Linked DNA regions of Mus musculus: all the other regions are linked to region 7. The links are chromatin loops, found by intact Hi-C in ENCODE. Cell type or tissue: heart. All regions are shown on one strand.

The links. A loop is a pair of places that touch in the nucleus more often than their neighbours do. Peaks named below come from ENCODE experiments on the same cell type or tissue, not always from the same donor. Only the 100,000 strongest peaks of a DNase experiment are listed, where the experiment ranks them.
Region 1: it touches region 7 in a loop (2.9-fold over the local background); 9 of 42 quality-filtered maps call a loop at or near these places.
Region 2: a loop joins it to region 7, with 2.1 times the contacts of the local background. A loop is called at or near these places in 7 of 42 quality-filtered maps.
Region 3: it touches region 7 in a loop (2.4-fold over the local background); 6 of 42 quality-filtered maps call a loop at or near these places.
Region 4: a loop joins it to region 7, with 4 times the contacts of the local background. A loop is called at or near these places in 9 of 42 quality-filtered maps.
Region 5: a loop joins it to region 7, with 6 times the contacts of the local background. A loop is called at or near these places in 11 of 42 quality-filtered maps.
Region 6: it touches region 7 in a loop (2.0-fold over the local background); 4 of 42 quality-filtered maps call a loop at or near these places.

The regions. Positions count from the first base shown.
Region 1 is chr1:36,863,365-36,867,364 of GRCm38, reverse strand. All of the region lies in intron 4 of Tmem131 (transmembrane protein 131), which reads left to right. Among named protein-coding and RNA genes, the nearest start is that of Tmem131, 74 kb to the left of the region's middle. In heart, no CTCF peak of the experiment used is centred here; a DNase peak (open chromatin) is centred at 2,414; H3K27ac peaks cover 354 bases.
Region 2 is chr1:36,838,160-36,842,159 of GRCm38, reverse strand. It overlaps Tmem131 (transmembrane protein 131), which reads left to right. Exons shown (of 41, transcript NM_018872.2): 6 at 450-566; 7 at 1,649-1,771. Among named protein-coding and RNA genes, the nearest start is that of Zap70, 78 kb to the right of the region's middle. In heart, no CTCF peak of the experiment used is centred here; a DNase peak (open chromatin) is centred at 2,109.
Region 3 is chr1:36,882,828-36,886,827 of GRCm38, reverse strand. The region is part of intron 2 of Tmem131 (transmembrane protein 131); the gene reads left to right. Among named protein-coding and RNA genes, the nearest start is that of Tmem131, 55 kb to the left of the region's middle. In heart, a CTCF peak has its summit at 2,163; a DNase peak (open chromatin) is centred at 2,087; H3K27ac peaks cover 889 bases.
Region 4 is chr1:36,994,357-36,998,356 of GRCm38, reverse strand. No RefSeq gene overlaps it. Among named protein-coding and RNA genes, the nearest start is that of Vwa3b, 33 kb to the left of the region's middle. In heart, no CTCF peak of the experiment used is centred here; a DNase peak (open chromatin) is centred at 1,616; H3K27ac peaks cover 721 bases.
Region 5 is chr1:36,820,542-36,824,541 of GRCm38, reverse strand. It overlaps Tmem131 (transmembrane protein 131), which reads left to right. Exons shown (of 41, transcript NM_018872.2): 19 at 1,389-1,475. Among named protein-coding and RNA genes, the nearest start is that of Zap70, 61 kb to the right of the region's middle. In heart, CTCF peaks have their summits at 2,239 and 2,441 (motif pointing left); no DNase peak of the experiment used is centred here.
Region 6 is chr1:37,075,941-37,079,940 of GRCm38, reverse strand. The region is part of intron 7 of Vwa3b (von Willebrand factor A domain containing 3B); the gene reads right to left. Among named protein-coding and RNA genes, the nearest start is that of Gm39626, 32 kb to the right of the region's middle. In heart, no CTCF peak of the experiment used is centred here; a DNase peak (open chromatin) is centred at 1,720.
Region 7 is chr1:36,938,203-36,942,202 of GRCm38, reverse strand. Tmem131 (transmembrane protein 131) reads left to right here and starts at 2,676. Exons shown (of 41, transcript NM_018872.2): 1 at 2,676-3,038. The coding sequence starts at 2,858. In heart, a CTCF peak has its summit at 2,190; DNase peaks (open chromatin) are centred at 2,232 and 2,522; H3K4me3 peaks cover 2,590 bases; H3K27ac peaks cover 2,021 bases.

The sequences.
Region 1 (4,000 bases), 75 kb after region 7:
ATACCATAGAAAACATTGACACAACAGTGAAAGAAAATGCAAAAAGCAAAAAGTTCCTAATACAAAACATCCAGGAAATCCAGGACACAATGAGAAGACCACACCTAAGGATAATAGGTATAGACGAGAGTGAAGATTCCCAATTTTCCAACTTCAAGGGCCAGTAAATATCTTCAACAAAATTATAGAGGAAAACTTCCCTAACCTAAAGAAAGAGATGCTCATGAACATACAGGAAACCTACAGAACTCCAAATAGACTGGACCAGAAAAGAAATTCCTCCAGTCACAGAATAATCAAGACACCAACTGCACTAAACAAAGAAAGAATTTTAAAAGCAGTAAGGGAAAAAGGCCAAGTAACATATAAGGCAGACCTATCAGAATTACACCAGACTTCTCACCAGAGACTATGAAAGCCAGAAGATCCTGGGCAGATGTCATACAGACCCTAAGAGAACACAAATGTCAGCCCAGGCTACTATACCCAGCAAAACTCTCAAACACCATAGACGGAGAAAACAAGATATTCTATGAAAAAAACAAATTACACAATATCTTTCCACAAATCCAGCCCTAATAATAGATGGAGAACACCAACACAAGGAGTGAAACTACACCCTAGAAGAAGCAAGAAAGTAATCTTTCAACAAACCCACACAAACATAATTCCACCTCTAACAAGAAAATTAATAGGAAGTAACGACCACTTTTCTGTAATATTGCTTAATATGAAAATTAATATTACAAACATATCCTAATTGATTGAAATTCAAAAATATGAGTGATTAAAAATTTGTTGGCTGTCATGCATTGGTCTTTCTAACTTGATAACTGGAAAAATCCAATATTGCACAATCCATATACACTTTCTGCTTGTTTGTACATGACAGTGTCTTGCTGTGTACCACATAATGGTCTTGAAGTCACGCTCTCCTGTCTCAGCCTCTCTATTAGTAGAATTGTTTATTTGATGTTTTTACAATATACTGTGGTTTTCAGAACAGCTTATATATTTCAAAATTATTTATACAGCCAAAAGAAGTGTAGACAATTAATTTGGGTGGTGGCTTGTAAGAGAACAGCAAAAAGTGAGACTGAAGGCTTTGCTTGATATTTATAATTACTGTATCAATTTTGAAGAAGAGGACTTTATAAATTACTCTTATTCTGAGATGAATGCTTTTCAAAATCATCACAGCCAATGAACCAGAATCTTACCCTCACCTGAAGTCTGTGCCACCCTCCAAGCAGAGCCATTGTTCATTGAAACAGTTGATGAATGACTTCATGGATAGACCATCTCAATACACACACCATTTCTTAAATGAATGTAACCTGTTCCCTGCAAGCTGTGAAGGACAACAGTCACTCAAGTCAAATAGCTTCGACCATAGCAGGAAATCTGTATCCAAAAATCATACCTACAATTCATTCCTTGGCGCAGCAGAACTGTCAACTCTTAGCTTAGCTACAATGGAGGTAGAATCCTTTCGTGATGTGAGGGACATTGAAGTACATTGTAATAAAATGAACTCCAATGTCTAAAAATTGTTCTCATTTTTGTTTTGTACCACATTAAGAGCCAAGATTTTAAGCTCTACTAAAACCAAACAAAAAAAAGGCCTTATCATTTTATGTTCATTTAATAACATGTCCATCATTTTTAAGATTGGTATAAAATATATTGTGTTGAATATGATTAAAAAGATAAAGAGAGAAAAGAAAAAAATATATTTTTATTATATATTTTAATAAAAAGATTATTAAAATAAAAGAGAGAGGAAAAAGTTATTCCTAAGTGGCTTCAGGAAGTAGACAGTTACTATACTTGTTCATGTCCTCTTTGAGTTAGGGTTTTTCCTCCACTCATAGAAACATAGACATTGTTAGTTAATCAGAATTTTTCCCGCATTGATCTATTTTCTTTCTGCCTCCAAACACTCCTGCATTTCTTAAGTGGGTACTAAGTAGGAAGCATGAGGTCAGAGCACCACTGTAGAAGAGCTGCTGTAGGCTACCTGCCTGTTGCCTGAGGACACCTGCCTACCTCTAGCAACCCCGCCCATGTTTGTTTGTTTTTGTTAATAAGTGTTAAGCTTTCTTTTCAGTTGTTCAACCTGTGGGCAAAGTGAGCATGTCCCTGGCACAGGAGCAAATTCTGTTTAAGTTGGATATAACATTTCCATTCTCATTTAGGGTCAGTTTACAGAGAGATATGACCCAGACTAGCTAGGGGTATGAGGACACATGTAAGGGAATTCTGGAGGAGGATTTTTTCCCTCTATGCTGCTCAGTGTATAGAAGTCCCCTCTTCCAGGCTAAGTATGGGATTGGTGACACAGTGTTGTGGCAGCCATCCTGTTACTTGCCAGCGAGCAGTACTTGGCAGGATAGAGGCAGCATGTTGTGTCTCCCAGCAGGAAAATGCAAGGGCGTGTTCCCTGGGCAGCAGGCTGCCATGCTGAGCTCACAAACCCCGGTGGGTGACTGCACTGGCTGGGGCCTTAGTTAGGACACCAGTTTTGTGTCCTTGGTACTTTGTGGAGCACATGGTCCCCTTCCTCTGCCCCTTCTTTTGTCTGCAGGTAGCCTTGTGAGCACACATCTACATATTCGTCCTATCTGAAGCCTGCTGGGGCACCTTTCCCTGATCTTTCATAGCTCTGGCACAAGCCTGTGATTCCCAGTCTATGGCCCCATTCCTCGCCACTGAGGCATCTGAGTACTTCCTGTCCCTTGGAGCACTCATGTCTCTTCTGTCAGTCAGGAGAAAGGTTTTATCAAGTTTATGTACTCTCTCCTACATTCTTCATTGCTCTGCTACCTCCTCTTGGCTCAGGCCCGTGTTAGTTGAAAACTAAGACTGTCTCTACATGTATGGCATTTACTGACTTATCATCCATGCTGTCAACAAATTATAATGTTAAAATTTGATCATGAGGCCAGGGAGATGGCTCAGTGGGTAAAAGCATATACTGCCATGCCTGATACCTAAGTTCAATTTCTGCTATCCACATGGTGGGAGGAGAGAACTGACTCCCAAAGTTGTCCTCTGATCTCTACCCTCATACTTACAGACAGCATGCCCTCCTGTACGTACACACACATACACACACACACACACACACACACAAGGGGAGTAATAAATAAAATTTTTATAAACTTGATCACATTATTATCTTCCCATAAAAAGTCCTTTAATGGTTCCTGTTGTCTTATGATAAATGCGAATAGTCTTCATTTCTTATTCCACATATATAGAAAACTACAGACTGTTTCCTGAAGTCAGTGTGATCTTTCTAACTCTGGGCATGTTCTACATACTTTGAAAATAATCTCCCTCTTTTGTTTCTGAGAGAGAGAGAGAGAATAAATATGAGAATGAATACATGGGCACATGAGTGCAGTGCCCGTGGAATTTAGAGACAAGATCTGTGGAACTGGAGTTGCAGGCACTTGTGAACCATCTGGCATGGTTGCTAGAAACCAAACTCTAGTCCTCTGGAAGCAGTAAATGAGCCATTGAGCCATCTCTCCAGGCACACTAAAGCAGTGTTTCTTACACATAGAAAGAAAACAAATTATGATCGTACATTGAACAGGGGTAGCAGCTATCTATTTTTTTAATGCGTGTATTTGTGTGTGTGTGTGTGTGTGTGTGTGTGTGTATGTTTAGGCAGGTCAAAGAACAACTTGTGGGGATTTGATTCTTTCCTTCCACCATGTAAGTTTAAAGAGTTCTCCCACCCTATATTTCTTAAACAAAGGATTCTGTCACTGAACCTGAAGCACATCCATTCAGCTAGACGGTTGGCCAGATAACCTCAGGACCCTTTATGTTTCTACCTCCTTAACTGTATATGCCCAGGTTTTATGTAGATGTTGGGGTTCACGTTCAGGTCCTCATTCTTGAACAGCAGATGCCAGCCATCTTCCCAGGTCCTTGTAGTTTTATAAGCCGTCTGAAAGCAACAGGCACTATGATTCAGTCATATTTT
Region 2 (4,000 bases), 100 kb after region 7:
AATTTAAGTAGCTGGGACATTTCATATTTCATATGGACAAATGGCAGAGGTCAGAGGATTGAGGCCCAGGCTTTCTGTTTTAGTACAACACTGCATCTATATAGAAAGCTTAGGCTCAGCCCCGGGCCTGTTTGTCTGGTCTTGGAGCTAACAGTGTATAATTAGGTCCTTTATTCCAGTCTAGTGACTTTTGAATGACCAGAGTCCAAGGGAGCTATCTGAGCAGAGCTTTAGGCTAGTAAAGGACAAAGATAGGTAATGAAGACATCTTTTATTATTTTCCATTGTACAACAGTGTGGCTAACTTGAAGGTTAGATGTTTAAAAGGAAACAGCTGGTTTATAGAAATGATTCTAAGATGTGTTTGTTTTGTAGAACTCTAGCTGTCTGTTAGCCAGTATGCTCTGACTGTTTTGTGATAATTTAATTTTCTTACTTTTCTTTTTCAGAAAATTCTTCCAGGAGGAAACACATCATTTGATGTAGTTTTTCTTGCAAGAGTAGTAGGAAATGTAGAAAATACTTTATTTATTAACACATCTAACCATGGGGTGTTCACTTACCAGGTAAGACCAGAACTTACGCTTCCTTTTCAGTACAGTCATAACCAGCAAACCTGATAACCTTTAGGAGCTGCGGTGTGAACTCCAGGGGGAAATGGGAAATACAGGACATTAGGTTTAGGGCACTTACACTTCCTGGATCTCAGGGGTTTGCATTTCATCTATTGCTTTTGTTTGTTTGTTTGTTTGTTTGTTTGTTTGTTTGTAGTACCAGGAAATGCACTGAGGCCCTCGCATATTCTAGATGTACACTCTACCACTCCTGGCTACCTTGTCCACTCAGTGACTAGACTAATGTAGAATGAAGGGCTTGGCTCTCCCAGGCACTAACACAGGCGGTCATAGTCTATAGTATCTGACGGTTACTGTCAGGTTGTTAAGATGAGCTTCAATGACTGCTGTACTCTAGTGTACTCTGTCCTTTCCCACAGCTGGTGCTCCTCCAAGTCTTTGTCCTAAATACACCTCATCTGTCTGCTACTCTTGGCCCTGCCCCTGCTCTTTCTCAGATGTCACCTCTGCTACCTCTCACTGTTCCCCAACTCCTTCTCCTTCTGTGACTTACTTTATAATCACAGCACATTTTATAAGAGTCTCTGCCTTTACCACATCTGCCCAGTACTAGAGTAAGTGCCATGGGCTCATTATTTACTGTGTTCACTACGGTGCCTGTGCTGTGCCTGGCATAGCATAGACAATAATATTTGTCATTTGAATAGTTGCCTTTCCCTTTTGGTCAGCCTAAGTGAAATGTTCCATGGGGGTTAACCTGAGCCTGGGCTCCATAGCTGAGCATTGTCTGGGTCATGGCTCTATCCCTTACTAGTGGGATAGGGAAATTTCAGCTCCCTGTGTGCATCTCTATGTGTAGTCCATGGTCTACTGAAGGGCTGTGCTAAAAGTCATCCAGAACTCATTCTGGATGCATGTACACAGGAAAGCAGATCTACGCATGCCACTTCAAGGGGTGGTTAGCATTGCTCGCATCAAAATTAGACTGACTGTTCTCCAGAGATAAGAGAGCTGTAACTATGAAAATGCTAGTTTACAACGCAACTAAAGCTTTTTTCCCCCCTTTGAAACAGGTATTTGGTGTTGGGGTTCCAAATCCGTATCGATTAAGGCCATTTCTTGGGGCCAGAGTCCCCGTAAACAGCAGCTTTTCACCCATAATAAACATACACAATCCTCACAGTGAGCCTTTACAGGTGAGTTTCTGTCCTTTTCCAGAGGGTAAGTTTAATCTTCATTTTGGTGGGAATTAGTGCCTAGCAAGAAATCTCAAGTCTGTCACAGTTGCCAAGACTATGTTAGAAAAAGTCCTAGGGTTTTCTAGGTGGGCTCAAGAGATGTGGGGCAGTCCACACTGTTTGCGTGTTACCCATTTTCCTCAGTCTTTGTTGTGACCTAGTTATCTTCACTTTGAATTAATTTCTCTACTCCTTTCCCAGTTATTCCTTGTTTGTTTGCTAAAGGTGGGGCATCATGCAGGCCTGGCACTTGCTGGACAGACGTGCTGCTGCTCAGCTGTGCCCAGCTGTGCCAAATGGCAGGTCACAGTACTCAGTGAGATAGAGCTCTAGCCAGCCTGCAGAGCGTGGCCTTCAGCATACACAGAGGAGAGCAAGCAAGCAGAAAACCTTTTCTGCTTATCTTGGAGTTTAGATGTCCTACTGCTTTGTTCTCTCTTACTCCTTCCTGGGAGACTTTATGATAAAACAAGTATCACAGTTCCCCTACTTACTACTACTTTGCCCCAAATTTACTAAAGTTAAATCAATGTATCTATTCTTTGTTAGCACTAAAGTTCTCTGCTATTAAAGTTTCCCACCATCTTGCCCACTCTCTTCCTTAATGTTTACCTAAAAGAAAAGAAGGCAGGTGTCCATAACAAGTGTCCTCAGTCAGTACCTACTGCAGCTTCATGTCACCCAACACTAGACATCACCAGTATGTTAGTGTAAGAAACTGTGATGTGAGACCAGGCAAGTTGGCACACACTTCTAATCTCAGTACTTGGATTGTTGAGTCCAGACAACCTGTAGCAAGGCCATGTTGCAGATGAATAAAACAAAGCAAAGCAACCATAAAGAGAGAAAAGAAATGAATTATTAATAGAACCTGGTGAATCTCAAGGTAATTACATTGAAAGAAAAAAACAAAACAAGCCAGATATAGTACATACTATTTACTCTGTGTGTAGAAAACTCTAGAAGAGGGGCTGGGAAGGTGGCTCTGTAGATAAGAATGCTTGTTTTTCCAACATGAGGTCCTGAGTTCTAATCCCCAGCACCCACTGAAAGACTTTGGCATGGTAGAATTTACCTGTAATCCCAGCACTGGGGACATAAGGTCAAGCCGATTCTGACAGCTCACTAAGCAGCCAAATCTGAAAGAGCAGCAAGCTCCCAGCTCAGTGAGAAACTATCTCACAGCAATATGGCAACACAGGAAAATGCCCAGAGTCAAAGGAATATGCACTGCCTGAGAAGAGGGGGGGCGGAGAGAATTTTGGAGCACTGGCTATATTTAATATCTACATTGCAGGGATGGCTTCATGCCTGTATACAAAGGTCAGCAATTCCCGGGTTATACTTGAATACTTGTCATTTATTGTACACCAGAGATATTAATTTAAAAAAACATTGTAGGCACAAGCTTCAAAACCAAATATCTTTGTATTTCTGTTTTAACTGAAACATAGTTAAGTGCACATATTTATGGACCACTCTGACATTTCAGTACATGTCTACAGGAGAAAATGAGTTCTGGGCAGTTGGCTTACCCATCACTTCCTATTCCTGTGTATTAAAAACACTCGACATCTTCTGTGATCTTTGAAATGGCCACTAACTGTTGTCAACTGTAGTTCCCTTCATCCCATAGACCGTGAGACTTTGCTCCAGTCCAGCCTTGCAGAGTTGTTGCACATTAGCCACTCTCTCTCTCCAGCCCTCCTGTAGAGACCTTTTTTGGTATGTGTGCTATTGGGTTCAAACCCAGAGCTTTGCACATGCTAGGCATATACACTCTCAACTCAGAAACCAAGTGCTTTGATCTTTATTAGAATTGTACATGTATCTCAGAGTGTTTAATCTTCTCATGGCACTGTTATTGGATCCACCACTAGATCTAGCTATATGTAAAATTGATATGTACGTATACATTTTTTGGTTTTGTTTTTCTGAAATAGCCTCATGTAGCCTAAGATGGCCACAGACTGTGCAGCGCAGATGGCCTTGAATTCAAGATTGCCTCAGCCTCCCAAGGGCTGAGAAGACAGGCATGTGGCACTGCAAAAGCCTTAAACTTATATTTCTAAAACTTCATCATTTACATGTATCTTTATTTTTATTTATTTATTTTTTAAAAAAGGTGTTCTGTTGCTTCCTAAAACCTAGTTTCTGAAACTACACTGCTTCCAGGTTTACTTTCAG
Region 3 (4,000 bases), 55 kb after region 7:
ACATCTGACGCTTCCTACAGATGTAGCACAAAGGCATGAATGAGAACGAGCAACTGGGGGTTCACCAGCCCCAGGATGGGCAGTAGTAGTAAACTGCCTTAAGCCACTGTGCTTCAGAGGCCTGACTTTGCAGCAGTGGATAACCAGAGCCCTGCTGTGATCTGAAACCTGCCTGCGTTGTACTCATTTTTTCCCCATTGTTTCAGAAATCCCCTTTTGTATATCTTTGTAATGAGACTCCAGTCAAAGCTCTGCACACCAGAGCAGAGCTATGTTCTTGGTAGATGAACCTACATGGCAGGGAAGTGAGTGTCCTGATGACAGACACCACAGATCTGTGTTCAGGTCACTATTCCTTTAGCAACAAACTGAAAATTTTCAGTGGAGTGTTGTTCTGAGCTCTGTGAGCTGTCCTGGTGAATAAGAGAGTCAGGGGATCATTGACAGCCTTGCATTTATAGCTGATTTGTCAGAAATACAGGTGGCCAAAGTGCACAACTGTGTATGGAGTGAGGGCACAGCCAGCATCTGGATTCTCACCTGACTCTGACTGCTTAGATAGTATTAGAGGATAGTATTTGAGTCCACCAGGAGTAGTATTTCCATTATGTCTCATGTGAAGATATGTTACATGATGCTGTCGTAGGAAAGGCTGCCGTATGTAGGGATTTAGTGGTTTTGGAAGTGGGGCACTATGATACTGCTTTTTACCATCTAAGCAAGAAGTTAGCAATCGTTCTGTAAGGATCAGACATTAGCTGTCTGAGGGTTCAGGTGCTAGCAGTCTCCACTTAACCACTCATCTACTGTTACTGTGGTACAAAAGCAGCCGTCTATCCCTGGTACCTAGGAAGCAAGCATAAAACCAGTAGCAGAGTGGCTTGGTCTGTGGGTTGTAGGTGGTCATCTCCTCTGAACAGTCTTGGGAGTGGGCTCTCTGTTCTGTTAGGGAAAGGGAAGGGAGAAGGAGCTAGGATCAACTTTTATGAAGGCTGAGAATATTCATCTCTATAAAGAGACATGTAAAAGTTTGCAGAAGTTTGGAAAGCATAGAAAAGTAATACTATTGGGTATTGCCTAGGCATGCTTTATTTGTTATTGTTTTTGCTCTGGAAATCAGTCTAAGAGTCTTGTGTGTGCTGGACAAGCACTTTGTTGCTGAGCTATAGCACCGGCCTCCAAATTCTTAAGTGAATGTAATAGACTTAGGCAAGCAGCTTAATGTACAGAAATCAGTAAATTAACCAAGTAAGCAACTGGTGAGTGACAGAACCGAGCCTTCCTGTAAAGCTTCCCTCTTAGCCACTGTGCTTTTCGCGTAGACTGGAGAGCAGCGCTCTGATGTGATGCAGCCTAATGCCTGCATTCATTTCTATGGTGCCTGTTCTCACTAAGCATAGTTTTGTTTTCTCGCACTATAGACAGTTCTATAACATAGCAATTAATTTTATATCACAGTAGCCATTCATCAAGTCAGGGGCCACAGGAAATATTCATAATTGGTATGACAGCTGAACACTTTGAATTATAGTGCAAGAAGATGCTACTACAGATAAAAATTAAGGGGGCCGGAAGGTGGCTTAGCCAGCAAGATGCCTGCTCTGCCTGAGGACCCGAACTGGGATTCTAAGGCACCCAGGCATGGTGCACATGTAACCTGAGCCCTGGGGTAGGGGAAACAAACCCTTGGAGCTCACTAGCCAGCTAGTCTTGGCAAATTTGCAAGCCCCAGATTCAGTGAGAAGAGACCCTTGTCTGAAGAGATAACATGCAGAATAATAGAGAAAAACATTATGTGCCTGTGTGCACACAAATAAAAATGAAAACTATAATTAGTAACATCATAAAGTTCAGGAAAATTTACATCTTGAGCCAAGTAGTTCATTGTTTGGGGAGTCAGGGAAACTGTCCTGTGCACTTTAGAATGGTCATTCGTGTCTTTGTTTTCTTGATGGTAATGGCATCTGCTTTGTAACAATTCAAACATCTCTTAAGGTCTGGGGAAGTAGTTTAGTGATGGTGATGGCCTAGCATGTGCAGGGCTGAACTCAGGCCCTAGACCTTTACGCTCAGCCCACAGGGATCCCTGTGACCTTGCTGAGGAAGTTGAGCTATTGTGAGCTGCATTTATGATGAGAACTGACACATTACATAAGTGCTCCTGCAGAGGCCAGTGTGGTGGATTGAAATAGTCTGCTTTCCTCCTGTGAATCCTATTGAGAGGTGGGGAACCGTCTAAAAAGTTGTGTTCAAATTGGTCTGGAATTGGCAGCCCAGTGGTGAGCACTGCATGCATGTGGTGTGAATTGCAGGGTGGGAAGGAGTCTGATGGCCTCTTCTGGAGTGGCAGGACAGAAGGATAATCTGGGTTCATTTGGGCATTACCATGTTTCTCTGATTCTGAGAACTTTCTTTGAACCACTAGTGGTAGTCATTTGTGATAGATGGTTTACATGATATAGATAGTTTCTAGGACCCAGAATTCTGCTAAGCTCTGTCGTGGAATGTGATGGGCCAAATGTCCCTTCAATCAGCTGGTAAAATTGATTTCTCTGTAGAGATGTCCTCTTTAAGGAAGTAATCTCTTTTCAGACAGTTGTGGCCCATTTACTTTTTCCCTCACGCGTGTGTAGGTGCACCACTTGCATGCTTCATGCTGTGCAGGTCAAAAGCAGGCATCAGATCCTCCCCACACTGGACTTAGGGATGGTTGTGAACCATCCTCAGCAGGAACAAGTGCTCTTGACCTCTGAGCTATTTTCTCCAGCCTCTGCTTTCCTGGAGTGAATTTCCTGTTCTTGTTCTTTGTTTACATTTCAGTCCCCACCCCCTTTCTTCTCACTGCTTTGTGAGAGAAACTTTCCCATTATGAAACCCCTCCTGGTACAGTTACTCAGGGCAGGGCATTTGCTTGCTCTGTTACATGGTTTTGCGGCTTGTCTTGTGTCTGTTCCTCCTGACATGACTTGTTTGTGGTTAAGCTCTAGATTCTGACACTTTTAAAATAGATTTTGATTTGACCTTCAGTGTACTGAAGGCGAATTTGGTCTCTTCCACCTAATTTTTACACTTTCTGTTGTGCTGCCCTGTGTTTAGGCCCAATGTTAAGATACACGTAAAGACAAGTTTAAGATTTTATTTCTCAGATTACCTCAGAGCCAAAATAGCATCTCCTTTCAGTACTTGGGGCACAGTGTTTGCCTGCTGTGAGACTTTATTATAGCTAAATGATTGTTTTGTTGTGTCTGCCTTATACTTCAATAAGAATTTATTTGTTCTAATCTTATTTCTTATTGAATATCAGCTAATTTTTCATAAGATGTTGTCTTAGGGCTTCTGTTGCTGTGAAGAGACACCATGACCAGGGCAACTCTTATAAAGGGGAACATTTAACTGGCTGGCTTACAGGTTCAGAGGTTCGGTCCTTCACTATCACCATGCTGGGACATGGGCATATGCAGGCAGACATGGTGCTGGAGAAGGAGCTGAGACTTCTACATCTTGAACCTCAAGCAGCAGAAGGAGACTGTGTCCACACTGTCTGTAGCTTGGGCTTCTGAGACCTCAAAGCCCACCCTAACAGTGACACACTTCCTCCAATAAGACCACACCTACTCCAAATGTTCCACACCTCTTAATAGTGCCACTTCCCACAGCCAAGCATTCAAACTCATGAGGGGCTCTTCCTAGTCAAACTACCACAGAGGGTTTGCAGTTTATCATCCTGAATACTTTTGCTTTTGTCCTTGGGATCTTTTGCTACATTGTCTTTATGATGTTTTATTCCTCAAAAAGTACGCAGGGCAATAGATTTCTTGAGTTTTGCTTCTGTTTATACAGGAGCATAGCTCCTTATGCTCTGATGTTTTGATCACCCTTTATTCATCTATGAACAGCATACGGTGTAGATGTCTAAATTACACATTGAAAAGGCTGCATGCTGTTTTATACTGGGAGATCATAACTACAGTCCAGTAGTGAGCACACCCAGCTCCCTTAA
Region 4 (4,000 bases), 56 kb before region 7:
CTAGAAGTTCTTGCACATAGGGTAACATGCTCTTCAGGGGCTGGTGCCTGGACTTAAGGCTCCTTCACTTGTGTTTCTTCACTTAAATTATAAATTTAAGAATGTTTATTAAGAAATATAATATGAGATTTATAATTACTAAATTAATATTGAATTATAATAATACATAAAATAATATGTTTATATTATCTATAATAATAAATATAATAAATTATATTTTAAAACAATACATATATGTGGTATATTATATAATATTATGTTATATACAAATATATATGATATAATATTAAAATCTCTTTAAGTAGAGTCTGATGGAACAATAAAACATGCTGCAGCCTGGAGAGATGGCCCAGCCATTAAGAGCACTGACTGCTCTTCCGAAGGTCCTGAATTCAAATCTCAGCAACCTCATGGTGGCTCGCAACCATCTGTAATGAGCTCTGAAGCCCTCTTCTGGGGTATCTGAAGACAGCGACAGTGTACTTACATATAATACATAAATACATCTTAAAAAAAACAACAACAAAATACCATGCTGCAAGGGCTTGGTGCTTTGGCTCTCAGGTAGACCACTTCCTGCTGCCTCGTCTTGGCTGCCTGTGTGACCCATGCTCACCCATCCCTTCGTCAGTGGCTACTACTGCCCTCTGCCCGAGCCAGGGTTCTTTTCCTTCCTTTATAATCACAAAGACTCACATTTTACTCTTGCCTTGACCCAAATACATACTATTCATAGACCAAAGAAATGTTCATGAGCCACAGAGCCTACAAGAGAATTGGCTGATTAAACCTAGCCTCAGTGGTGTAAAATATTAACACCTTATCTTTAATATCAAAAGTGGCACCAAAGTCGGGCAGTGGTGGCGCACACCTTTAATCCCAGTACTTGGGAGGCAGAGGCAGTCGGATTTCTGAGTCTGAGGCCAGCCTGGTCTACAGAGTGAGTTCCAGGACAGCCAGGAATACACAGAGAAATCCTGTCTTGGAAAAAAAAAAAAAAGTGGAGCCCATCACATTGCCTCAAAGCCACTTCAGTTCCAAGGCTCAATCAGAACTGGGCACTCAGGCTAAGACCCCCTTTAAAGAGTTCTTAAAATCGCTGGCTGCAGTGGAAGACTCCTCACACAGTCTTAGGCTGTTATATCCATGGGTAATCAATTATGGTTTTTGTTGTTGTTCATCAGAAACCCAAGAAGGGACACTAAAGCGAGGGCACATTGTGAGTTCTGGCCTTATGTTTGTGTTCTAACAAAAAGCATGAAGGAGCCAGCAGGACTGTAACCTCAGCCAGCAGTGGGGGCAGGGGTAGCTCCAGCAGTGGGGGCAGGGGTAGCTGGACGGAGACTCCAAGGCCAGCCTGAGCTACACAGGGAAGCTGTCTCTAGAGCAAACAAAAAGAATGGGAGTTCAGACTCCTGCAGTCCTCCACTTCCTTGTCAGTCCTCCACCTTTGAGACCCGACAAGTAGAGCTTCAGTTCACCCCTTATTTGGGGGCTCATGTCAGCCTTATTTCCTGCCCATGGTGGGGCTAATGTTTGCTCCACATCTGCTTGTTCTCTCTGCTTTTGTGTGTTGTTACAGGAAGCCTCAGCTCTGGTCTTGTCACGGTTCCCAGCAACAGCTGACTGGCAGGATAGGCTCCTCCTGGGCCCACATCCAGGCAACTGACAGGAGCAAAATCTATGGACTTGAGGCCTCTCTAGCAGCAACCTGAGAGTATAAGAACACAGGTTGGCCAGGGCCAGGGCAGAGGGGCCTCCCCACGACCTGTCTGGCTGAGCTTCGGGATGTACCAGAGAGCAGCAGATGTACCTGAAGACGGCCACAGGCGCCTATATGACCATCTATGCGAAGCTTGGATACCATCCATGCAGGAATACAGTGAACATGGCCTTGGCTACATGGAGTTAAAAACAGGAATAGAAAGTCTACCCGGGAGAGGGGCCCGTGGGGCTGTGAATACCACTGCACCCAAAGAAAACCAAGTTACAGTACCTAGTATGTTCTTGCAAATGAGGGCTAGCAAAGGAGCTAGCTCAGGCTATTTAAAGTCCTTATTTAACTCACGGGGGACTGACTGCTGAAGGACAAAGGGTTGGAGATGTCCCTTGGGCATAAAGCAAATAGATGCATTTATGATATCTAAGTAAGATATCTTTAAGTAAAAAACAAGAAATTTATTTCAACTCCTATGGGAATCCTGGCCCATCCGGATGTTGGCTCCAAATTACATTCTTGCTTGTAAATCAATTTTACTCAAGTATAATTTACATATAATTAAGTATACAGCCTGATGCTTTTCACAAGTATAGCCTGCTGTGTAACCACTGTCACGACAGAGAACATTTCCATCACCCTAAAAAGTCCCCTTCTCCCCTTGCAGACAGCCCTCACCCTAATCGTGGCCCCAAACCACAACTGACCTGCTTTCTGTCAGTGCACACGAGTTGTGACTTAGACTGAAATTTCACATAAATCTACCTTTTTGTGCATGCCTTCTTGTACTCTGCAAAAGGTTCTTTTGAGATCCTTCCTATAACCCTCTCTAGAATGAAATAACAAACAAACATGTATCCGTGGCAGCTAGTCCCACGAAAGGAAGCCAGCGCTATTTCAAGAACAAGTTTCCCAAATTAGGAGACAGCTCTCCTCCGTCAGTATGAGGCTTCTGGCTGGAAACTTTTCTTAATAATGGGTTTAGAAAGGGATCCAAGCTGGTTGTGCAGAATAAGCTTACATCAGTACGAATGAATTATTAATAATTTCACTTTGAATTTAGTATCCTCATTAAATTGAAAGGACAAGAAAGAGGAAAAGGTAAGCTTAGGTTGGAGGGAAAGAAATGCATGAAAACAAAAATGTTTAAAGTAGAGAACTTGTTGAACGATGGTATATGTTCCGTTTTCAAAGCAGATTAGTCTTTAAGCGTGTGTGTGTCTGTATGTGTGTATATGTGTGTACATGTACGTATGTGTGTATGTGTGTACCTGTATGTATGTGTGTATATATGTGTACATGTATGTGTGTATATGTGTGTACATGTATGTGTGTATATGTGTATGAGTGTACATGTATATATGTATATGTATGTTGTGTGTATGTGTATGCATGCATACATGTATGTATGTATATATGTGTGTACATGAATATGTATATGTGCATGTGTGTGCACATGCATGTATATATGTAAATAATGAGTAAAGCATTCGTCAGACAAGCCTGAGTTGAGTTCAGACCCTCACCACCTACAGGAACACCAGGTTGTCATAGCAGCCTGCCTGTAATCCAGTGCACTCAGGAGGCAGACACAGGGACTTCCTGTCCAGCCAGGAAGCTCTGGATTCAAATGAGAAACCTCCTTAGTACGTTCAGTGGAGAGCACGTAAAAAGACTCCCAACCTCAACCTCTGACCTCCGCATACATGTACACACACACCACCACCACCACCACCACCACCACCACAAAAAACAACAACAACAACAAAACCAGAAAGGCATGAAGTTGAAATCAAGTAATTTTAGTGGTAACTCTAAACACACATGTGTACAAATAATACTAATTGGACTCAGTAGGTATGAGTTATATACATATATGCATATGTGTAATTATAGAATAAAAAGATCATGGATTTGAAGGGAGCAGGGGTGTGGGAGGAAATCAGAAAACTTTATAAAGATTATTCGTCAAATTCTAAAAAAATGAGAGGATCAGAGGTGAGGAGGACATAACATCTGTCCCCAACACTGGGAGTAACTAGGACCGGTGACACCCAGGCATGCAGGAATTCCGCCAGCATGGGTTCCTTCCGGTCTGTCTGGGCCCATGCCCTGAGCAGACCTTGGGTGTAAACTCTGCAGCCAACCACAAAATACCCAGAGGCAGCTCTAATCCCAGGTGCTCCAACATCCAGGATCAGAGGGTCACAGGATCCCAGGAGCTTGGTCACACCAGGATCTCAAGGTCTCAGAGGCAGCTTGACTCCCAGGAGCTCTGACATG
Region 5 (4,000 bases), 120 kb after region 7:
TCTGCTGAACCTCCTCAGACCTCCTAACTTAACCACAGTGACAGGAAAGTGCCCTTAGCACACTGAGAGTCACGCTGTTAAAAACCTGTCTACAGATCACCACAGAGCAGGTCTGGACTGGACTTCCTGAGCTGCAGGTCTGACTCTGCACTTGTGTTTTGCAGTCCTCTGTGTAGAGTGTATATTATATTCACTAAGATCCTGATTGCATGTATTTCTGGCAGATCTGATCTTTTTCCTATTTTATACTTTTGATTTTTTGGATAAAGGTTCTGGAACTCACTGTATAGTAAACCAGCCTTGAACTAGCAGGCCTCCTACTTGAGCTTCCCAAGTGCTAGCATTACAGGTGGAAGGTTGCTTGCCTGTCTCAGACCTAAATACTTTTAATTTAACACTTACAGATCTTTGGGCGGTTGAGTACTTCTAAATTCAACAAGTTGCTATCTTTGTCCTCCTGAGTGGTTTCAGCATACACAAATCCAGTGGCAAAATAAACAGAACTGGCTATTCAAATAATAAATGATTAGAGTATATCCAGTTACCTCCAAAAGTGAGGAATTCATACTTAACATTCATATAGAAGTAAGTGCCTTTCAGAATTGAGACAGTTTTGGTTTTTTGGTTTTTTTTTTTTTTTTTAATGGATGAAAATAAAAATTAAACAGGGCAGGAAACATGGTTCAGCAGTTAGGAGCACTGGCTGTTCTTCTTGAAGACCCAGGTTCAATTCCCAGCACCTACAAGGTGGCTCATAACTATTTGTAGTTCCAGTTCAGAGGATCTAGTGCCCCCTTCCGGTTTCTGCAGGCACCAGGCATGAGCGTGGTAGGTATTCAGGCAAAATAGCCACACACATACAATTAAAAAAATAAAAGTTTTTAAAACAAAACACAAATATACCCCCATACACGGCATTCATGGCTCACTTGTGATACTAATTAGGAATAAGCTGAAATTCTAACTACAGAATGTTCAACTTGTCTTTAAAACTTGAGTTGAAATCTATTTCTACCAAAACAATATTGAATTTCATAGCTGTAGAAATCCTGGATTTTTATAGATGTTGTTTTAGGAATACAACTTTCCTTTTTAATCTGTAGAGGACTTGTATTTTGAAAAGCTGTCTTTATTCCTCCCCTGTGACTTGGTCTTAACTGGTTTTAGCAGGTAAATGAGTAGTCACTGGAAATGGATTGTTTTCATTTTATAGAAAACCTTGGGCAGATTAAAAAGTTTCCAGGGTGGTTTTAATACTGGTTTTGCGTTATTGTCAGTATACAACACAAAATAAGCTTTGTTTTTAATTCCTAAAACAGTGAAGTCATTGTCAGTAGCAAACATCCCAGACTTCTGACGTGATGGTGGTCTGCCTCTTTCCTCCATAGATCCTGACCATCCCTGTGAAAGCTGTGATCGCCGTGGGCTCGCTGACCTGCTTCCCCAAGCACATGGTTCTTCCCCCTTCCTTCCCAGTAAGCCAGCTCACGCTTCGCTTGATCGTTGTTTTCTGTTGCTTAGTGCTCAAATGGGAAAGACATTTCCTGTTTTCATCCTCTACTGTAACTGAAGCACCGCACTGCGCCAGGTTCTTAAGAGAATGGAAAGTGGGATGAGCAATAGACCCTCCCTCAGGAAGATTTCCTATGAAGACTGGAAGCAGGAGCCTTGATGTGTAAAGCAGATACAAGTTGTCCTGCAAAGAAAAAGGGGCTTAGAGAGAAAGCATCTTGCAGCCTAACTCAACAAAGCCTTTCCTGCTTCCAGCAAAGCCTCCACTATTTGAAAGGGGGAAAAAATGGCCTAAAGAAATGTCTTGTTCTGTATAGTTTTACACACACATACACACAGAGTGACCTTTTTTAAAAAAACAAAAAACAAAAAAAAAATATGAAGCTGTTTAATTAGGTTGTTAGCAATTTAGAAAACCTAAGGATGCATCCCATTGGTTGTCAGGGAGAGAAGCAGCTGCACCCTGCAGCAGGAGGGCGAGGGCTGCGACAGGGCCGTGTTTAAAGAGTCACTGGGAGTCCAGCACCTACATGACAGGATGGCTCCCAGCTGTCTGTAACCCCAGTTCCAGGGGATCAAGACACACATACAGTGCACATAAATACCAACACTCGTAAAATAGAAACAGGAACTCTTGATGCAGAAAAAGTTGATATCAAAATGTTTCTCTGATCTATCTGAAAAACAGCTAGAATCAATTTTTTCAGCTTGATAAGAAATTGTCTAGGCAGGCATGTACAGACAATTTTAAAATCATCTCCAAAAACTTTGTAGATGCTTAAAAATGTAAAAAATGTCTTTGTGGGCTGGAGAGATGGCTCAGTGACTAAGAGCACCGACTGCTCTTCCAAAGATCCTGAGTTCAAATCGCAGCAACCACATGGTGGCTCACAACCACCCGTAATGAGATCTGTCGCCCTCTTCTGGAGTGTCTGAAGACAGCTACAGTGTACTTACATATAATAATAAATAAATCTTTTTTAAAAAAAAGTCTTTGTGCTAGGGAAAAAAAACCCACATAGGTTTTATTCAGTAGGAAGAGGTCCCTTGATTTCAACAAAGCCCAGCTGAATTGGATTTTTTCCTACATAAAAATATAAACATTTACTCTCATAAATAAATAAATATAATATACAAATAAATTGTTGGGTTTTACATATAAAACTTGATATGTGCAACATAAGTATAAAATCTCTTTCTAGATAGAATCAGTATCTTTTTAGTTACTTTTAAGATTTAAAATTAAGATGTTTTCAGTTCATCTGGGGTTGGTGGCTCTGCAGGTGAAGGTGCCACCAAGCCTGATCCACCTGAGTTTAGCAGGACTCACATGAGGGAAGGAGAGAAGCAACTCGTGTGAGTTATTCCCTGACCTCTACACGGTCTGCATGGGGCGTGCACGCCCTGGCACATGAGCCCACCACCACACACACACAAGTAAATAATGTAATCTTTTTAATTTTAAAGAATTAAAAGTCTGTATATAGGATATTAAGTAAGGAAATACAAAAATCCAAATACTTCTTGACTACTGTAGACAGCAGTGGTTTCATGTGTAATTCTAGAACACTTGTCACAATTCCTTTTTGGTTTGATGATGGTTTCTTACGGGTTGGTCTCTCTAGGAAAGGAATGAGGTACCTTTTATCCCCAGTGACTAGCAGGTGATATACATGAGGGAGGTGGTTGGGAGAGGACACAGGCAAAGATATTTCACAGGGATCAACTCCTTGAGTGTCCCAATGAGGTCAACACAGGGAGGCAACTGTGAGAGACAGGTAGTCAGAGAGCTCAGCTATGCCTCAGAGGTTGAGCCTTGAGAGAAGAAATAGGAAAGGAGCTGGCTTTTTGAGAAAGAGTCAGGATGCGTTGGGCAGATGTAGGAATGTAGAAATGGTATCTTCTTGGGGTGGAGGTCTAGCGGGTAGGAGATGGGACACCCTATTTAACAAAGCCTGACTCAAGATTGTGTCCCTTTCAATATAAATTTTAATAAGGTTAACATATTTCAGTTGGGCTATCATCGAGCCTTTGCCTCCCTATATTGCACTTTGTCCTGACTGTATGTTACACCCATGCTTTATCATGCGTGCATAAGAGCCTTCTTCCTCCTCAGTCACCATCAGTACCCCAATCTCCTCACTAGCTGCTAGGGAGCAGTATGTCAGAAAACGTTTCAAAAACCTTTCAGCTCAATATTTGAGTAGAGTTGCAAAAGGAATTTTATTATCTTTGGTCTTCATGTGGCCTAAGAACAGGCCAGCAGGAGTTATGTTAGCTGTAGAAACTGGATAGCTGACAAGGCAGCACTGCAGCCACCGCTGTACCCGTCCTCTCCCCAGCCTCATGGCCACCCTCGGGGTCTTGCCAGGGAGAAGGATGTCATATATCTGTTTTCTGGGACTAATTATTAGACAAGCACGTTTCTCATTTAGAAAATTATTTTAAGGGGATAGGAACCACATGTACAAAGACCATAATTCTTTAT
Region 6 (4,000 bases), 140 kb before region 7:
TGTGTGACTGTCTACTGGTCCCCTACTCTTCTTGTAAACAGAACACTGTAAAATGCAAAGGGGATGTCTTCTCACTGTCCCCCATTCACTTACTTTGATGATCCAGGGAATGGCACTGTTGAGAGGTGTGGCCTTGTAGGTGTGTCACTGTGGGTGTGGGTTTTAAGACCCTCATCCTAGCTACCTGCAAGCCAGTCTTCTCCTAGCTGCCTTCAGGACAAGAGGTGGAACTCTCATGTCTGCCTGGACGCTGCCATGCTCTCACCTTGATATTGGACTGAACCTCTGAACCTGTAAGCCAGCCCTAATTAAATATTGTCCTTACAAGACTTGCCTTGGTCATGGTGTCTGTTCACAGCAGTAAAACCCGAACTAAGACATTTAGTAAACCTGAATTAACCATTCCTATTCTGGGGAGGAACACCCCTTGCTGATAATCATGTTCCCCGGGCTCTCTGGCGGTACTGGTGAGCTGACGGCGGAGACCTGAGCGCATGGAAAACAGGAAGAGTAAACGTATTCCTGCCATGATGAGATGTAGTGAAGGGGCCTTCCCTCGAGTCAGGCTCACCCTGTCTGAGCTTTCAATCTTCAAAGGTGTGAGCTAAGTAGCTCTTCTGGATTTGTCACTGCTGTTATTGCTGTCTTCACTAGTTTTTAAAAGTACCCAGCCTCAGGTATTCCACTATAGCAATAGCAAACTGGCTAAGATAACTATGATAGCCTTAAGGATGGAATTTTGTTTATCGATTTTTTTTATAACTAAAGCACCCTTGATAATTGGCTAATACCTCCAAATAGACTGTTTTAAAATAGACTTTTTGAGAATTCCCTTTTTCTATCCCTGAATATCCTGGAGCCCAGCAAAGCTCTCAACTTTTACATATCTAGAGGCCTCTCTCAGCTTTGAAATCATAGCAAGCTTATTCAAATATAATCAGAATTCACACTAGCTCTCTTTCCCCAGGCAACTCGGTTTAAATTTTAAGACTTTTGATGAATTTCTCCACATCTTGTGTGTTGTTAAGCTATGCCTACAGGATGCTTGGACCTACTCGGTTAGATCAGAGGTTGATTGCAATGGCTGAGCTAAGCCCAGAACTGATCTTACCCCTGTCTGGTATCAGGTGAACAGGCCACACTGCAGCTAAGAACCTCGAACTAAACAAGGAGTCCAGGGCTGGAGCCTAAGATGGAGACAGGAATACGGGAGTAGGGGTGGGGTGTCCCTAACCATAGGGGCTCACTCTTTGTGAGGGTGCAAAGCCTGAGCGTCCATGAGATCTTCAAAGGTGTGAACTAACGGTGGATGAGAGGGAGGTAGGGGTGGGGAGTTCTTATGTTACTTTGACTCTTGGGGGAATGGAGAAAGGAGCAACATAAATCAGAGCAGAAGCAGACATGGACGCTCGGAGAGTCTGGTGCCCCTGGGTTCAGAGTCTTGTTGTCCATTTCTTTTGATTTCTTCAGCTTCACCCCAGTGAGATTTTAAATCCTACAGCAGATGCTTAATAAATCCTTACTAACCAGGGGCCCGCCTTAAGCGATGACAAGAAATTCAAGGTGCCAATCAGGCAAGAGGGGTGGAGTCTGGGGGGGAGGGGAGGTCATACAGACCTCCGCCTGTTAAACCATCACGTGGCAACAGCTCAGAAGGACTGTTCGGCCACATTCACTGAATTAAGCTCAATTTCAGGCAGAGAAAAGGTAATTCTGAGAGAGCCTCTTGCTGCCGACAGAAACAGCTACCGAAAGGCACCACCCGGCACTTCTAAATTAAACTGGAGAATGGAAACAGAGAGGCATGGTGCCAGGCCTGAGTGATGGGCCACGAGACTCAGAGTCTAATTAAAGATCACGTGTGTCTGCCAAGAGCAGGACTGCTCCTTTAAACATAGCAACCTGATGATGTTCAAGTAAATAAAATGTAGTTTTAAAACCCGTAGTCTTAGCTCACGCTTTCTCCCCCTCTGCCAAAACAAACAAAAAAAGAAAATTTCAAAAATAGACTACCAGTTTTTTTTTTACAGCTCTTGTGCTTCTTTTTAAAAAGGCTTTTGCATTTTGTTTATTATATGTGCGTGTAAGCATACATATGTGCATGAAGGTCAGAGGGCAACTTCCACCACGTATGTCCTAGGACTTGAACCCAGGCCCTCAGACTTGGCAGCAAGCACCTCCACCTGCTGAGTGGTCTTCCTGGCCCCAGAGCAGATTTTTTTTTTTAAGTTCCAATTCACTCAAAGTACCAGATACAAACAAAATGTACCCTGCAAAGCGTCGTGGCCTTTTACTACAGCCTTGTGCTATGGCCCTTTCCTCTTAATGTGCTCCTTACATAATCTCTTCCGTCTATCTGGCAAGCAAGGTCTAGTGATGGTCACAGCAGAACCTATCTATCGTTTTTTCTCCTCCTCTGTAAACTGGACCGGTAACTAAGATGACTCAGCTATGTTGAGTGTGTCAGCGCACAGAACAGGCTCAGCGGGAAGAGCTACTTCAGGGCTGATTGCTGACAGCTGCCTAATGAGAGGAGCCCAGAAATAAAAGACAAGCCTTGTTGCCCCTTTTCACTCCATTGGACAAGGAGAGGCTCTAAGCCGTTGGGACTTTGGGTGGTATGTATCATATCAGATGAAAGTTTTAAACGCAAGCTGCAGTGGTTTGGTCCAGTGAGATGCTCTGGCTTGATGAAGCGGGATCACGCAGCACTGAGCATGGCTTGCAGCCCACGTGATCAGGCTAGCCCTGGCTGCTTGAATTTACAAACCTGAAGAGCCTGGGATCTCAAACCACCTGAAGCATTACGCTGTCAGCTCTGACGACCAGTTCCGTGCCTGAACTAAGCAGCTTCAATGTCAAAATTATTACATTTTCATGATGGATGATGACAGACGCCAACTTTTACTCTGATCTAACTTTATACATCTATAGTCATTATTTCAGATTTTTTTTTTAATGATAAAGCAAGAATAGAAGCTAAAACAGAAATAGAGCTTGCTTCAGACACTAATATGATAAGTCTTCCCGAAGAGTTCCCAAACCTCTACCTTGGACCCACCAGCTTTGAGAACCCAATGGGTAGCCATAAAGATGGTATCCCTGGCCATACCAGCAGCTGCAGCTTCTAAACAAGTACAGACCTCACCGCCAGCTCTACGGGGGCCTTCCAAGAAGTGAACGCTAGCATGTCCAACTTTACAAACATATGAGCAGCGTTTTGAGCTCTGGCTGAGCTTACAAAGGAAGAAATTACTCACACAGAGGGCCCAGTGCACTACCCGACTCAACACTAAGTAAAAATCCCACTTCCAGGAGAAGAGGGACATGGGCTCCTTTTGCCACAGCAGGGATTAACACCCTCCATGGTTGCCCTAGGATGCTCCCAACAACGGGACTTGTCTCCCACCAGGACACTTGATCCTTCCACATCCAGTTCTCTGTTCCCAATTCTAATTCCCAGCCCTGACTATGTAGTGACTCTTTAAATTGGTCATTATGATAGAGGCTGCCATGTTCTTCCAGATTATTTCACCATCTAGAGCCAGTGTCTTCAGGAAATGCATCTGGAATTCTAAAAAAGAAAAAGGGCAGTTGATATTCATCGAAAGCTGGTTTGTCCTGAATATTTCTCTGTGTGTCATGTGGACTGAAGCCCTCAATACTCATATAAGCAGATGGTATTATTCCCATTCTATAAATGAAAAAGCATAAAGTCTTGGTAATATGCTATCATATCATAATTTGTGGCAAAACTAGGATTTGATGCCAGATCTGATACCGAAGTGATTCATTTTCCATCAAACACTGTTTCCTGGGACCAAACCCAGAATCACACAAGAATGAAAGGCTGTGACCCCTTGCATTACTGTTCACATCCCATACCCACGCCCCTCCTCAGCTTTCTGCGGGTGGAAGAGTCCTCACCCTTCATTAGGACTGGGCATGGTCATGTGATTAGCTCTGGCCAATGAGACGTTAGCAGATAGAACATGCGCAG
Region 7 (4,000 bases):
AACGTCCAAAGGTTACTCTAGTACATTCCTCCTGGCCTTGTCATACCCTCTGGGTATGATGCTGCCAATGTCTATCAGGCACAGGGAAGATTTTCACAGTGGTGAGTCCTACGAGAACCATCTTGGCAAAGATAATCTAAAAGGCTCTTGAACCACTCCCTTTGGCAATCAGACTATTCAAACGATGGACCCCAAGGAATTGGAATTTCCCCAGAAATATCCCTTTGAAGGAAGTGAAAGGCTGAGGCCTGGGTGCCAGCCTCAGGAGAAACCTGTCTCCCAGGAAGAGATTTGCCACAATTTGGATAGCTCCTCAGATCACATTGCAAGGAGACTACAGAAAGAAATGGGCAGGGGCAAGCCTTGATCAAGACTGCTTATGTATGACTACCTCTTGCCCTCCCTCCGTTTAAACTGAAACCTGTGTTAAACACTGCTAAGAGCGGGCTGGGGACCTTTAACCCTCCTCTTCCCACTGTGGCCACACTGAATAAATCTCCTTGCCCTGCTTTTCACTTAATTGTCTCTTTAATTGGTGTTAGTGACAGGCCGGCCTAAGACTACCTTGCCTGTTAGGGCTGCCCCTGCCCAAATGCTGACTCTAAAGAGTCAGGTAAAAGCCTGTTCAAGTATTCCAAGGAGCCATTTAAAAAAAAGAACACAGCTCAAAAATACACAGTTAGGTATAGGGTCTTGGAAAGAACTTGTGTTAAGAAAAAGGGCCCACTGCAGAGGCAGTAGATTCATGAGAAGCTGACCTCTGCTGAACATGTTCCTATATGTTCAAGTGCCAATGACACATGCAAATTGTTTCCCAAGGGGCTTTTGAGCCTAGGGTTAATATGGAATGTGGTTGATGCCTGCTTTAGAGAAGTGAACTTTTCAAGGTTGGAGGGACTTGCTTGCCTCGAGTTTGGCAGTGGAGGAAGGACTATTGCCAGCACCCTGGAAGCTAAACTATGACCCAGTGAAGCACTTACATTTCCTTGGGCTTAATTTCTCCCAGTGTTAGAAACCTTCCATATAAATCTCTTACCTTAGGCACATTTCAAAAGCCAGTTTAGAGATAATTATTGAGATTTCATTACATTAAGAAGAAAATTTAAGCCCTGGGTTGGATACCCAGCACTGAAAACCATTAACTTAAATTCAGTGCTAGTATTCAAAAAATTAATGTTCTTTAAAACAGCAGTCAGGGATGGTGGCATATACCTCTAATCCCAGTATTCTACTGACTTTTAAGGAACACAATGAGTTCCACTCCAGCCTGGGCTCACAGTGAGTTCTAGGTCAACCTAGGCTACAGAAGGAGAATGCCTTGGGGGTGGGGGTGGGGGGCAAACCAAAAGCCATCGGGGGTGAGGACGCCTTCAAAATGTATTATTAATTTACATGTTTGCTTCACAAACAGGACGACAGCAGAAGGAAGAACGTTGAGTACCTTTTAAAAAAGGTTTTCTGAAATCCCATTTTCTTTTCTAGTTTGTTCTAAGACATGCAATAGGCAAATGTGGCCTTTTAAATAGATCGACTAACTCAACCAAAAGCTGAGAAAAGCAAAAAAAGACTCTGGGGCTAGGCTCTGGGGGGAAGTGACCAGGCTACCAAACTGTGACAATATCCTTCCTTCCCCTTCCCCAAAGGGCCTAGATTAAGACTTGTATCGAGCAAACAGACACACAGAAAAACACACACACACACTCAAACTTTAACCTGGGAGACATGAGGTGCTTCTTACAGGAGACTAAGACACACCATCTTTGATTTTGGCCTTTGAAAGGAGTATGCGCATAGAAACATATTGATCATTCCAAGACAGAGAAAACCCAGTCTGATTTCTGGCACACCTCGCCTTGTTCCTCCACCCCGCCCCAACTAATGCTTTTTACACACATGGTAAGTTTCCAAATACAAGCAAGCAAAGAAACTGCATAAAAAGGGCTTCCTGTGAACAAGAGGTACGAAGGTTCCATTAAGTCCCTCTTGGGTACGCTTTGGAAGACACAAATGTAAAGAGGGCGGGTCCCCCGTTCTTAAGGAAGCACTGCAAGAAATTGAATCGGACCCTGAACACTTCCCACGTCAAAGCCACCGAGAGGCAGAGGTGCGACCCGAGAAATCACTGGCACGGACTGTCGGCGCTGGGCTCCGGATGCGCACTCAGCCCTCTGAAAGGCTCGGACATTGCAGTACCACTAGACCCGGGTTTGTCCCGGCGTCGGAGGCGCGGCCGGGCCCCGCCCACGCACCAAAGCGGCTGCGCAGCGTGGCTACCCTATCTCCCACGTGACTGCCGTCATTGCCTCCGTGAAGCTCCGGCCGCCATCTTAACTCCTGGCCGGCCCGGGTCCCTCTCCCTCCTTCTCCCGGGCCGTGCGGCAGTGACAGGGTGCGGTTGGCCGCCCCGGCCCGTCCGGTCGGTGAAGCCCGTGTGATTCTGAGGGCGGGGCGAGGAGCCGGAGCTCACGGAGTCCACGGGGAGCACGCGAACCGGCGGGCCGCCCAGGTATTGGCACGGAGGGGGCGGGCCCCTGCGCTCTGCCCCGCCCCTTAGAGGCCAGCGCCGGGGCCCGCGGCCCTTGCCCGTTTCCAGTATGGCCGCCCGCCGTGCCTGACCCGCGGCCTCTCCGTTCCGGCTCTTCGTAGGCGATGCCGATGCCGAGACTGTGACTGACACTCTCGCTCCCACGCACGCACCGACCCAGACCCACGCCGGGAGCCCGAGCTCTGGGCCCACAACCGCTCTCTCCTCGGGCACCGCGGCCATAGCCCGGACCACGGCTCCCGCGCCGCTGCCGTCGCCTCGCGGAGAAGGGTCGCGCAGGACCTCGAGCTCGGCGGCCCCCGGCCCGCCAGGATGGGGAAGCGGGCGGGAGGAGCAGCCGCCGCCGCCGCCGCCGCCTCCACGTCCTCCGCGGCCGGGCTGGAGCCCGCGGCTGGCCGAGGCGGGGGTCCTCGGAGCGCAGCCGCGGGCCTCCTGGGAGCGCTGCACCTGGTGATGACCCTCGTGGTGGCCGCGGCGCGGGCCGAGAAGGAAGGTGGGTTGCCGGCGGCGGGCGGCGGGCGACAGGCGGCAGAGGGAGGCCCGCGACGGGCGCCGGCGCGAAGTTGCTGGGTCGAGCCCCGTCCCGAGCCGGCGACTCGGGGTTCGGCGAGCTGCCGCGTCGGCCGCGCGCCGCGGCTCTGCCGCTGCTCCGTGATTCCTTTCCCCTCACCGTGTCCCGGTCTTTCCCTCGTCTACTGTCAGTGCCCATAAAACTTCCCGAGCTCTCTTGTAGGTTCTTGCCACTTGGCCCGCTATGCGAGGAGGCACCCCGCTTTTAGGCTTCTTGGTGGCTCCTGCTAGGTCGATCGCGGGACGCTTTTCTTGTTTTCCCTTTGTCAGGTTTTAATTTGGGCATGCGGACCGAGCTCACTTTAAAATGCGGTGGTTAAAAAAGAAGAAAAAAAAAAAGCGAGACTGGTGGAAAGGCTTCAATACACGGCTTATAAAATTTCTATTTGCTGGGACATCTCTTTGAAGAGGCTCTTGTTTCCTTAGTATCCTTCTTCACTATCCCTTTGCGGTATGGAGGATCGTTTGTTATTAGCCCTAAATAGACTCTCATTTGCCTCTAGTAAGCTACTGGAAGCCGGTTTCCATTTCTGCTTTAATATCCTCACGTAATTCGGTGCCTTTCTCTTTGATGTGTGAGCCCTTAGAAACGAATGTCAAGTTCCCAGCTTGCACACCCTTCACCTGTAACTCACAATTGAAGCCGCACTCCAGTTTTAATAACTCCTCTAATATTGTAAGGTTGTAAAACTGGTACTTTGACAAGATCAGAAATTACTTTGCAGTCTTGAAGACTAATTTGGGGGTGGGGGTGTTCTGGACTACCTGTTTCTGAACGTGAGCCCAAGGAGAAGTGTGAGCAGTCACAGAACCTTCATGAATTAATTCACAGTGAATGCTGCTTTTTTTTTTCCCTAAGAAGAAAACTAGTTAGATTATTTTTGT